Linked DNA regions of Homo sapiens: region 1 is linked to region 2. A link is a loop called in an ENCODE intact Hi-C map of the cell type or tissue named here. Cell type or tissue: heart right ventricle. All regions are shown on one strand. Each heading gives the region's core, and the rest is flanking DNA. Links, peaks and the distances in the headings are about the cores only. Region 1 has its middle 14 kb from the start of LINC02655. Region 2 has its middle 25 kb from the start of PRXL2A.

Region 1 (5,384 bases), core at 140-5,139, 280 kb after region 2:
TCATTTTCAAAGCACTTCACATTCTGTGTCTAATCTGGATGTATTATCATCATCATCTCACTTTACAGATGAGGAAACTGAGGCTCAAATAGCTTACCAAACTGGTTGAGGTTGCTCAGTTACAGAATACTGATGCTAGTGCATGAACCCAGACCCTCCGGCTCCACAGCATCCAGTCTTTCCCTATGTGCTCTTAGATGATTTATCTGCAGGTCTTGTTTCATTGTCTGCCCAGCACACATGTGAATTACAGCTCACCTCCAGTGTGGTGACAAGGCATCAATCTTATTTCTTCTGTGTCTTTCTAGTTTGGATGTGAGAGAAGACGTGCATTCATCAGGGGTGACTGAAACCGCTGCTAAGGATTCAGCTCTAAACTGACTGTAAGCCTCTGGGTTTGTAGCTAAAGGTGGGTCCAACCTTGGCAGCCAGGGACTAATAAATGAAACTATGACATCCATAAGCTTGAGATGCTGTGATTTACACTTTTGTGTAAATCAGTATCCATATCTAGTATCCACTGGCAGTGAGTTGCTGAAGCCATGAACCTATTGGGAAAAATCCATATGATGGTGACAGTCACCACTTACTGAATGTCCACTACATGCCAGATACCACACAAGGCACCTTTATATGCTATCTATACAGTCCACACAAAAGTGCAGTGAGGTAGGTGGGATCATGCCCATTTTCATATGTGGAATTCAAGGTTCAGTATATTTAAGGACCTTGTCTGGAACCACACAGCTAGCAAGTGGAAAAATTGAGGTTCACACAATTTGGTCTGACTCCAAAGTCCACGCACTTCCATCTAGAATCTTGCTACTCCAAGTCTTGTGCTTGGACCAGCAGCATCACCTAGGGGCTTGTTAGAAATGCAGGATCCTAGGCTCTCCCCTAGGCCTAGCTTACCAGAATCTGGATTTTCACCAGATTCCCAGGTGATGTCTATGCACGTGAAATTTCAAGGCACTGTTCTGGGCTGCACAGCCTCAGCTTCGTCCTTTCAAGATCTTGTGGATGGAATCCTGATTGCCATAATCTCAATTGAGCATGAACACGACTCTCATGGAACCTTTCCTTTGCCCTCTAGTGTGGAGAGTTGTCCCATTTTAGTCCCCTATCTTACCTAAGGATCTTCAACCACTGGGGACTGGCCCAAAATCAATCAATCAATCAATCAATCAATCAATATCTATCATTCATCTATCTATATCTATCCTATCTATCTATATCTATCTATCTATCTACCTATCTATCTATCTATCTATCTATCATCTATCTATCATCTATCTAATCTATCTAATCTGTCTATGTCTATCTAAAAAGGAGGGGCGGCCAGGCCTGTGATACTGTGATATTCCGTTTGGCCAGCAGGGGGCACCCGCAGCATCTCCCACGGCAGCCTCTTGAGCAGCAGGGAGAAAGCTGGGAAGTTCAGCTTCCTGCCTGTAAGGAGGGTGCGGTGGACGGATTAAGAACAACGCTGGGAAGGAAAAGCCTGCCTGTCAGTTTGCTCCGTGTGGAGCACCCGGCTTTACAGAGCTGTGCCGCAGAGGTGGAGAAAAGCTTTTGTCAATGTGTGTGTTTCAGAGTAAGCGATGGATCTAATCCCTGGGAAAAGCCCATGCTCGTCTCTACCGGCTGCAAACCAGCCCTGGGAGGCAGGCGCGTGTGGTCGGGAGGCAGGGGCCTAGCTTCTAATTTTGGTTGTGCTAGTAACTCACAGCGGGACTTTGGGACTTGGTTCTTTTTCTCAGCCCTAGTTCCCTGGGCTGTCTGAGACATAAAGTGCATAAGATCACCTCGAAGTTCTTTTCAAGCAGTAACAGTCTATGAAGTCATAATTAAAATGTCCTAGGAGAACGCTCTCTACTTAAAAGATTTTTTTTTTGTTAAATCAAACTGTGCAAAGCTAATTATCACTCCTTAATTCGTCTATTTTATAATTTCCATTTTTTCTACTTAAGTTTTCTTTTTTTGGTGTAAAAGTGAACATTTATTTAAAATATGAAAAGAAAACACAAAACACCAACTGAACAAGCGCCAAATACCACAAACATCCCCAAACCCAGAACGATGACATTGTATTTTTTACAAAATAACTTCCTAACACATCTCTATAAGAACTTTCATCTTCCTACAGTTTTTCTTTTTCTTTTTTTTGGCTTCATATGCTGTAGTCATCTCTTCATATATTGCAATTTTATAATATTTTTCATATAAAAAATTAAAAAGATAAGCCAACCTTTTCTCTGAGTTGATAAACTTTTGTTTTATTATTGATCGTTGTATGTGATTCTGAAGCCATACAACTTCAGATACTGACTACTCATTGTTTGTAGTGTTGCTACAGGATTGTACTTTTCAAACAGCAAATCTGAAAGATCATATTTCACCCAATTCCCATCAACAAAGAAAAAATTGTTGCATTTACAGCTGAATACTCTGTGTTCTTGAATATATTCTTGAGAGTCGAGAACTTCCATTTTGACTAAATGCCAGTGAGAATTCCAGATTGTGGAATTAATTGTATATATTTGATGACTTAAAGATTTTTTCACAGATTTAACTTCTGGCTCTGTATATTCTAAGCCTTTTTTCCCCTCCATTCCCATTTACTTCTGGTGCCAGGTACAGTGGGACACGTTCCTAGGGCGACAGAACTGGTGGTCCTGTACCTGCAGGCGAGGGTGTCAGATGAGTGGCCTGGGGAGGAGTTCTGGAAACCATTCCCACGACAGGCTTGCTCCCTGCAAAGCTGTGCGGGGAACTAGGGGAAGTCCATCGTCACTGCTGAAGGATTTCTGCCTGCAGGGGGCAGTGCAGGCCATTGGCTGTGGCTGTGCCAGGCTTTGACTTTACCCAGGAAAGGCTGCAGAGGGATGGGTGACTGGAAAATCCTCTTTCACGTGTAAGTTTTTTTCACCTCTCCTGAGCTGGTTCAAACTTCAGTGTCATTTCCCTCCTCTCTGATGTGTCCTTTGTTCTCACTCACTACTCTTCTTGCCACATTCTGAAAGTCTGGAACATTCCCAAAATCTGCTTGGAACAGACGTAGCTGCATCCTCTTACTTCAAACTACAAGTTGAGGATCAGCATAAGAAAACGAAGCTAATGTTTTGTTTATTCTATTCCTCTCAAAGATATGTCTCAGGTAGGTCTCCCTGCCTGTGAGTTTCCAAGTTTTTTTTTTTTTTTTTTGAGACGAGGTCTCACTGTTGCCCAGGCTGGAGTGCAGTGGTGCGATCTCAGCTCACTGCAGCCTCAACTTCCTGGGCTCAGATGATCCTCCCACCTCAGTCCCTCTGAGTAGCTGGGACTACCAAGTACGTGCCACCATGCCCTGCTAACTTCTGTATTTCTTTTGGTAGAGATGGCCCAGGCTGGTCTCAAACTCTTGGGCTCAAGCAATCTGCCCGCCTCAGCCTTCCTAAGTACTGGGATTACAAGTGTGAGCCAACATGCCTGGCCGATTATCTAAGTTTTTATTTTATTTTATTTTTTAATTAAACCTCATAAAAGGATGTAGTGAGCCAAACTCAGAATGAGGAAAAGTCTGTTAAAAAGGTAAACTGAGGCACAATAAAATTTTTAGAGTTTATTTGAGCAAATAATGATTCATGAATTAGGCAGCTTCAAACCAGAAGTGGTTCTGGGCAGCTCCACCAAGGGAGGGGCTTTCACAGGCACATGGAAGTAAAGCCAAGAAAATGTTTGATGGGTTAGTTGGACAGTTGCCTTGTTTGGTCTATCCCACTGGAAAGTCCCTCATAACAATTGTTAAGTTTTTGGCTGTTTCTGATTCGTTGAGCTTCAGTTTTGTTTTTCTTTCATGTAGGCATTTACAAGAAATAGCCCAAGTTAAATTTTGCTTATATTTGCAAATCAAGCAAGGTTAGAGTCACTTATAAGGCCTAACTGGTTTTGTCTCCGCAGGGATTCTTCAGGCTTGGCCCCCATTTTAATTTACTTGAACAACTTTATATGACAAATGACTCCACTTTTTCATAAAAGAAATGGCATGGAAAAAGGGGGGTGAGGTGGGGCAGTAACTTTTAGGTGAAAAAAAACAAGAGACAGATCACTGAGTGCAATGTGTGGACATTGTTTGGATCCTGATTTAAACAAACCGACTATAAAAAGACCACCTGTGAAACATGTTGGGGCATTTGTGCGTGGTCTAAAAGTTAGTCGATACTGAGGAATTCTTAAGATGGTTGACTGTGATGTGATAGGTGATAGTTTGGATTATGCTCCAGCAAATGGGTGTCACCCTCTACTCCCCTTCCTTAGCTGTAGGGGTTAGACAGGAAGGAGGCGGCAGATGCAAAACCCCAGGGATTAGGTGACAGGGACCTTAGTTAAGGGGGTGGCAGCAGGGTTAGTGGGAAGGGGACGGACCACGAAACCATTTTTCTCTCTCCATCTTTCCCATCTTCTTTTCCTCATACAGTTACACATTTTCTTGCCCTTAGGCTTTCCTAAGGGCCCTTTTCAGGATGCCCTCCCTCACTCCTTCCTCTTCCATATTCACTTAAGCCAGTCAGGACTCTGATCTTGCTGTCTCCAGTGCAGCACACTCTGTCCATTCCCTTCCCTGAACGTCCCCTGTATTCCCAGGCCATTGCTCACAGGTCAGCCCTGGGTCATATGCTTATCTCTCCAGCTGGACAAGAGACTCTTTGAGGAAGGGCCAGAACTGGGTCTGATGTCAACTTTACTCCCTACATCCTGTGTGCTCAGAAAAAGTTCACTGATTGAGAGGTCCACCAAGTTCACCAGGCAAACACAAGTTATCTTGGAATATGTCTTTTCATCGACAGAGGGTGACCCCAGCAGTGCCTATGCCACCTGGAGGGGAATTTGGAGGCAGTGGGAGCACCAGGCAGCAACCTGCAGACCCCCTGGAGGGTAATAAGTGACAAGGCTTTATTTCATCTTGTCCCATCCCTGACCATGGTCCTTCAGAGAAGCTGCCTTGAATAACGAGGCAGGACTTTTGGCAAATTAGACCCTGGTGGGCTCCACTGCAGTGGCTGTCAACACTGGCCACACGTTAGCACCATCTGGGAGGGCTTAAAACTCAAGCCTGATGGTGAGCTCTCTGTACCTCCTCCAGACTAATTAAAGACTAATTAAAACAATCTCTGGGGAGTGGGGGCCCAGGCATCTCACATTTTCAAACCTGTTGAGATGATAATGATTGTAGCTGAGGCTGAGAAGCACTGGGCTATGGGAGTCTTTGCCCCACTACAGAGCTGGGATTTAATGGAGCCATTTACAAAGCTGCTGGCTGGTCCTTGTTGGCTGTGCCAACAGGGAGAACAAGCTCACAGTATTTTATTTCTATATAATACAGTCAGTAGTCCCAATAGAAAGCA
Region 2 (5,384 bases), core at 264-5,263:
TGTTTGGCACAAGAGGCGTAGCTTTCGGCCTGTCTTGGCTTTCGACATGCCTTCCTCACTAAGCCTAACCATTACTACTTTTTTTTTTTTTTTTTTGAGACAGGGTCTCGCTCTGTGGCCCAGGCTAGAGTGCAGTGGGGTGATCTCAGCTCACTGCAACCTCCACCTCCCAGGTTCAAGCAAGCAATTCTTGTGCCTCAGCCTCCTGAGTAGCTGGGACTACAGGCACCACCACGTCCAGCTAATTTTTATATGTTTAGTAGCCACAGGGTTTCACCATGTTGGTCAGGCTAGTCTCGAACTCCTGGCCTCAAGTGATCTGCCTGCCTTGGCCTCCCAAAGTGCTGGGATTACAAGCGTGAGTCACCATGCCCAGCCCATAACTAGCTCTTGACTTAAAGTGAGAAACACGTGACTCTTCTTTTCACTTGAACATTTAGAGGCCATTGTACAGTTATTAATTGGCCTAATTTCAATATTGTTGTGTCTTGGGGAATAGGAAGGCATGAGGAGAGGGAGAGAGATGAAGGAATGGTGTGTTGGTGGAGCAGTCAGAACATACACAGTATTTGTTGATTGAGTTCACCGTCACACACACAGTATTTATTGGTTGAGTTCACCATCTTATATGGGTGTAATTGTAGATAATTACAAAGTAACATCAGAGATCACTGATTGTAGATTCCTATAACAGATATAATAATAATGAACGAGTCTGAAATATTGTGGGAATTATCAAAATATAACACAGAGACACAAAGTGGGCACATGCTGTTGGAAAAAAATGGCACCCATAGATTTGCACAACACAGGGTTGCCACAGACCTTAATATTTATTTATTTATTTATTTATTTATTTATTTATTTATTTATTTTATTGAGGTGGAGTCTCACTCTGTCGCCCAGGCTGGAATGCAGTGGTGCTATCTCAGCTCACTGCAACCTCTGCCTGCCAAGTTCAAGTGATTCTGTTGCCTCAGCCTCCCTAGTAGCTGGGATTACAGGCATGCGCTACCACACCCTGCTAATTTTTTTTTTTTTTTGAGACAGAGTCTTGCTGTGTTGCCCAGGCTGGAGTACAGTGGCATGATCTCGGCTCACTGCAACCTCCACCTCTGGGTTCAAGCAATTCTCGTGCCTCAGCCTCCCGAGTAGCTGGGATTACAGGCATGCACCATCACGCCTGGCTAATTTTTTGTATTTTTAGTAGAGACAAGGTTTCACCATGTTGGCCAGGCTGGTCTTGAACTCCTGAGCTCAGACAATCCGCCTGCCTCAGCCTCCCAAATTGCTAGGATTACGGGCATGAGCCACTGTGCCCGGCCAGACCTTTAATATTTAAACAAAATGCAGTATCTGCAAAACAGAGCAAAGCAAAACACAATACAATGAGGTATGTCTGCGCTTAATTTCTTACACAAATCAGATAGGTAGGTAGATAGAACAAACGACATTACTGGGATTCATCATGGAAATGTTCCACTATGGCCATTATGTATCCATTAAAAGCAATAATGTAGAAAGATACAAATTTATAATATCAGGGTGTGTGTTTGTGTGTACTGGTGTGTCTATCCACAGAGAACTATCTGGAAAGATGGTCATTTGAGGACAGGATTACTATTGAATTTGTATTTTGTCATGCTTTTCTGTATCATAAAATTTTTTATAAAGATCATGAATCCCATATAAAATAAAAATATGTTTTTTCATTTGGGAAAAATTAATTTTTTAAGCAAAACTTATCAATATGAATCTGGACAGCTCAACTTCTTCATTTTCAAAAGTAGGAAATGTATATTTGTCACTCTGGCTTTCATCGTGACTGTTAACATGGTGTGCTAGAGTCCCATCTAATAGTTTTTGTGTTTCAACAGGATTCTTCCTTGCCAGCCTCCAGGATGGAAGAGTAATGGAGGGAACTCTCTGGTTATTTTCTCTACCTGTCCTCACTCTAGGAGGAAAATTGACCTCTCTGGTTGTTGAGATTGTTAGGTGACTGCAAATCTTGGGGTTGCATTCATATGCTGGGCAGAGTAAATGTATTAAAAGTAACACTTTTGTGTTTCTTTTTTTTTTTCTCTCCTTGGTCTCTTAAACCTGCTGGTATTTGTGAGGCTCACATTTGCAGCTTCTGTATCTACAATTTGATGGGAAAGTCAGTCTCCTGGAGGGAAATGAGAGACACTACCACATTCTTCGGTTTATCTGATTATCTAACTGAATATAATTCTAAATAAACTATTACTCTACTCAAATGCAGGAAGGAGAACCTATTGAAACTGTTCTCTTGTCATAAAATTGCCCTCGGGTTCATTATTGTAATTACCATTACCATTGCTCATGGCTATATTATGATCACGAATATAACAGTCATTAGCTAAATGCTTCTGACTTTCCTTCCAGGCATAGACCTTCATCACGCATCTCAAACTCAGGAAGTCAGTCTCTGGTTCTCCCACCCATGAACATCCATCTCCAACTTCCACTACTCCCTGTGACACTTAAATGAGATAATTCACATAGAGCACATAGAATTAGCATGCCTGGACCACAGGGACTCCCGATGGCATCAGCATTGGCTGCTGCTGCTGTCATGATTGTTGTTGCTGTGCTAGACCTGTGTAATTTTAAAGTTGTAGTTGTCGCTGCTAAGGGACAATTTCCTGCCACCTCTACTGTTTTTTTCTCTGCATTAACAAAAGCCCCAGCTGGTTTTCCTCCCACAGCCATGTGGTGGCACCAGCACTTCACAAATTTTCATCTGAAATAGGTAGTTTTTTTTGTTTGTTTTTGTTTTTTTGTTTTGGGGCAGATTCTCACTCTGTTGCCCAGGCTGGAGTGCAATGGCGTGATCTCGGCTCACTGGAACCTCCACCCCCTGGATTCAAGTGATTCTCCTGCCTCAGCCTCCTGAGTAGCTGAGATTACAGGCACCCGCCACCACGCCCGGCAAATTTTTGTATTTTTAGTAGAGAAGGGGTTTCACCTTGTTAGTCAGGCTGATCTCGAACTCCTGACCTCAGGTGATCCACTCACCTCGGCCTCCCAAAGTGCTGAGATTACAGGTGTGAGCCACTACACCTGGCCTTTTGCTTGTTTTTTAAATTGACAAATAAAAACTATACGTATATGTATATATATATATATAATGTACAATATGTTTAACATGTGCATTACCTAACATACTTATCATTTTTTGTGGCATGCACACTAAAAATGTTAACCATTTTCAAGTGTACAATACATTGTTTTTAACTTTAGTCACCACGTTGTACAACAAATCTCTGAATTTATTCTCCAATCTAACTGAAATTTTATATCCATTGACCAACATCTTCCCAACCTCCACTCCCATCCCAGCCCCTGGTAACTACCATTTGAAATGGATGGTTATTAATTGCAGCAGGACTTTCAGCAGGGATCCTGAGGTCAGGTCCATGTTTCTGCTTATACAAAGAGTCAGCCTAGACAATCAGATCTTCCATAACCTGTAGAAATGTTTCCTTTTTGTGTTTCTTTTTATGGGGATTTACTTAGTACTTAATCTTGTGTAAATCACCCCTGCTTTGGCCTCCATATTTCTCAATAATTATGCTAAGATAGTCTAAGTAAACCAAGGGGCAACTTGAAAATAATAATGGTTATGTATTGAGCACTTACCAGACACAGCCATCCCTCTGGAGCTTACAGAGTAGCTGGAAAGAGAGATAATAAGCAATAGAACAAATAAATTTGAAGTACTATATGAAAATAAGTCCAGAGTGTGGTAAGTACTATGAAGAAAATAAAGGGCCACAGGGAGAAGCCACATTGTTTCACGGTTAGGTCTATATTCATTTTGAGTTAATTTTTGTGAAAGGTGCAAGGTGTGTATTTAGGTTCATTTTTTACATCTGTGCATCCAATTGTTTACCACTATTTGTTGAAAAGATCAGGCCGGGCGTGGTGGCTCACGCCTGTAATCCCAGCACTTTGGGAGGCTGAGGCGGGCGGATCAGGAGGTCAGGAGATCGAGACCATCCTGGCTAACACGGTGAAACCCCATCTCTACTAAAAATACAAAAAATTAGCCGGGCGTGGTGGCAGGCGCCTGTAGTCCCAGCTACTCAGGAGGCTGAGGCAGGAGAATGGCGTCAACCTGGGAGGCGGAGTTTGCAGTGAGCCGAGATCGTGCCACCGCACTCCAGCCTGGGTGACAGAGCAAGACTCCATCTCAAAAAAAAAAAAAAAAAGAAAGAAAGAAAAGAAAAGATCATCCTTTCTGCAGTGAATGGCCTTTGTGCATTTGTCAAGGATCAGTCGACCATATTTTTGTGACCTATATATCTATTTAACCAATACCACACTGTCTTGATTACTATAGCTTCATGTAATCCTTGAAATTGGTGGTATTATGGGAGGCTGAGGCAGGAGAATGGCGTGAACCTGGGAGGCGGAGCTTGCAGTGAGCTGAGATCACGCCACTGCACTCCAGCCTGGGCTACAGAGCAAGACTCTGCCTCAAAACAAAAAAAAAAAAAAGAAAAAAGAAAAAAAAAAGAAATTGGTGGTATTACTACTTCAACTTTTTTCTTCTTCAGTGTTGTGTTGGTTATTTGAAGTCTTTTCCTTTCATATAAACTTTAGAATCTATTTGTTGATATCTACAAAATAGCTTTCTGGGATTCTGATTGGGATTGCATTGAATCTATAGTTCAAGTTGGGAATAATTAATATTTTAATAATATTGAGTCTTTCTTTGTTCCCTTTTTTTTTTTTTTTTTGATACAAGGCCCAGGCTGGAGTGCAGTAGTACGATCATAGTTGACTGAAGCCTCAAACTCTCGGCTTCAAGTGATCCTCCCACCTCAGCCTCCTGAGTAGTTGGAACTACGACTGGCTAATTTTTCAATTTTTTAGAGATGGAGTCTCACATTGTTTCACAGCCTGGTCTCCAATTCCTGGCTTCAAGCAATCCTCCCACTTTGGCCTCCCAAAAGTTTGGGATTACAGGCATGAGCCATTGCACCAGGCCTTCTTTCTTTTTTCAGAGACAGGGTCTTGTTCTGTTGCCCTAGCTGGAGTGCAGCGGTATGATCATAGCTCACTGCAGCCTCAAACTCCTGGGCTCAACAGATTCTCCTGCCTCAGCCTCCCGAGTAGTTGGGACTCCAGGCATGAGCCACCACACCCAGCTAATTTTTCAATTTCTTAGATACGGAGTCTCACTATGTTACCCAGGCTGGTCTCGAACTCCTGGCCTCAAGTAATCCTCCCACTTCAGACTCCTGAGTAGCTGGGATTACAGCCAAAAGCCACAGTGCCTGGCTTGTTACTGTTTTAATCCATGAGACGGAAATAGGTCTCCATTTATTTAAACCATCTTTGACTTAGTTCATCAG

Evidence for each region. Peaks named below come from ENCODE experiments on the same cell type or tissue, not always from the same donor. Only the 100,000 strongest peaks of a DNase experiment are listed, where the experiment ranks them.
Region 1: a loop joins it to region 2, with 2.8 times the contacts of the local background. A loop is called at or near these places in 16 of 110 quality-filtered maps.

Annotation. Positions count from the first base shown.
Region 1 is chr10:80,661,455-80,666,838 of GRCh38, forward strand. No RefSeq gene overlaps it. Among named protein-coding and RNA genes, the nearest start is that of LINC02655, 14 kb to the left of the region's middle. In heart right ventricle, for the core only: CTCF peaks have their summits at 1,379 (motif pointing right) and 2,812 (motif pointing right); DNase peaks (open chromatin) are centred at 1,407 and 2,797; H3K4me3 peaks cover 518 bases; H3K27ac peaks cover 841 bases.
Region 2 is chr10:80,380,493-80,385,876 of GRCh38, forward strand. No RefSeq gene overlaps it. Among named protein-coding and RNA genes, the nearest start is that of PRXL2A, 25 kb to the right of the region's middle. In heart right ventricle, for the core only: a CTCF peak has its summit at 2,735; a DNase peak (open chromatin) is centred at 2,669.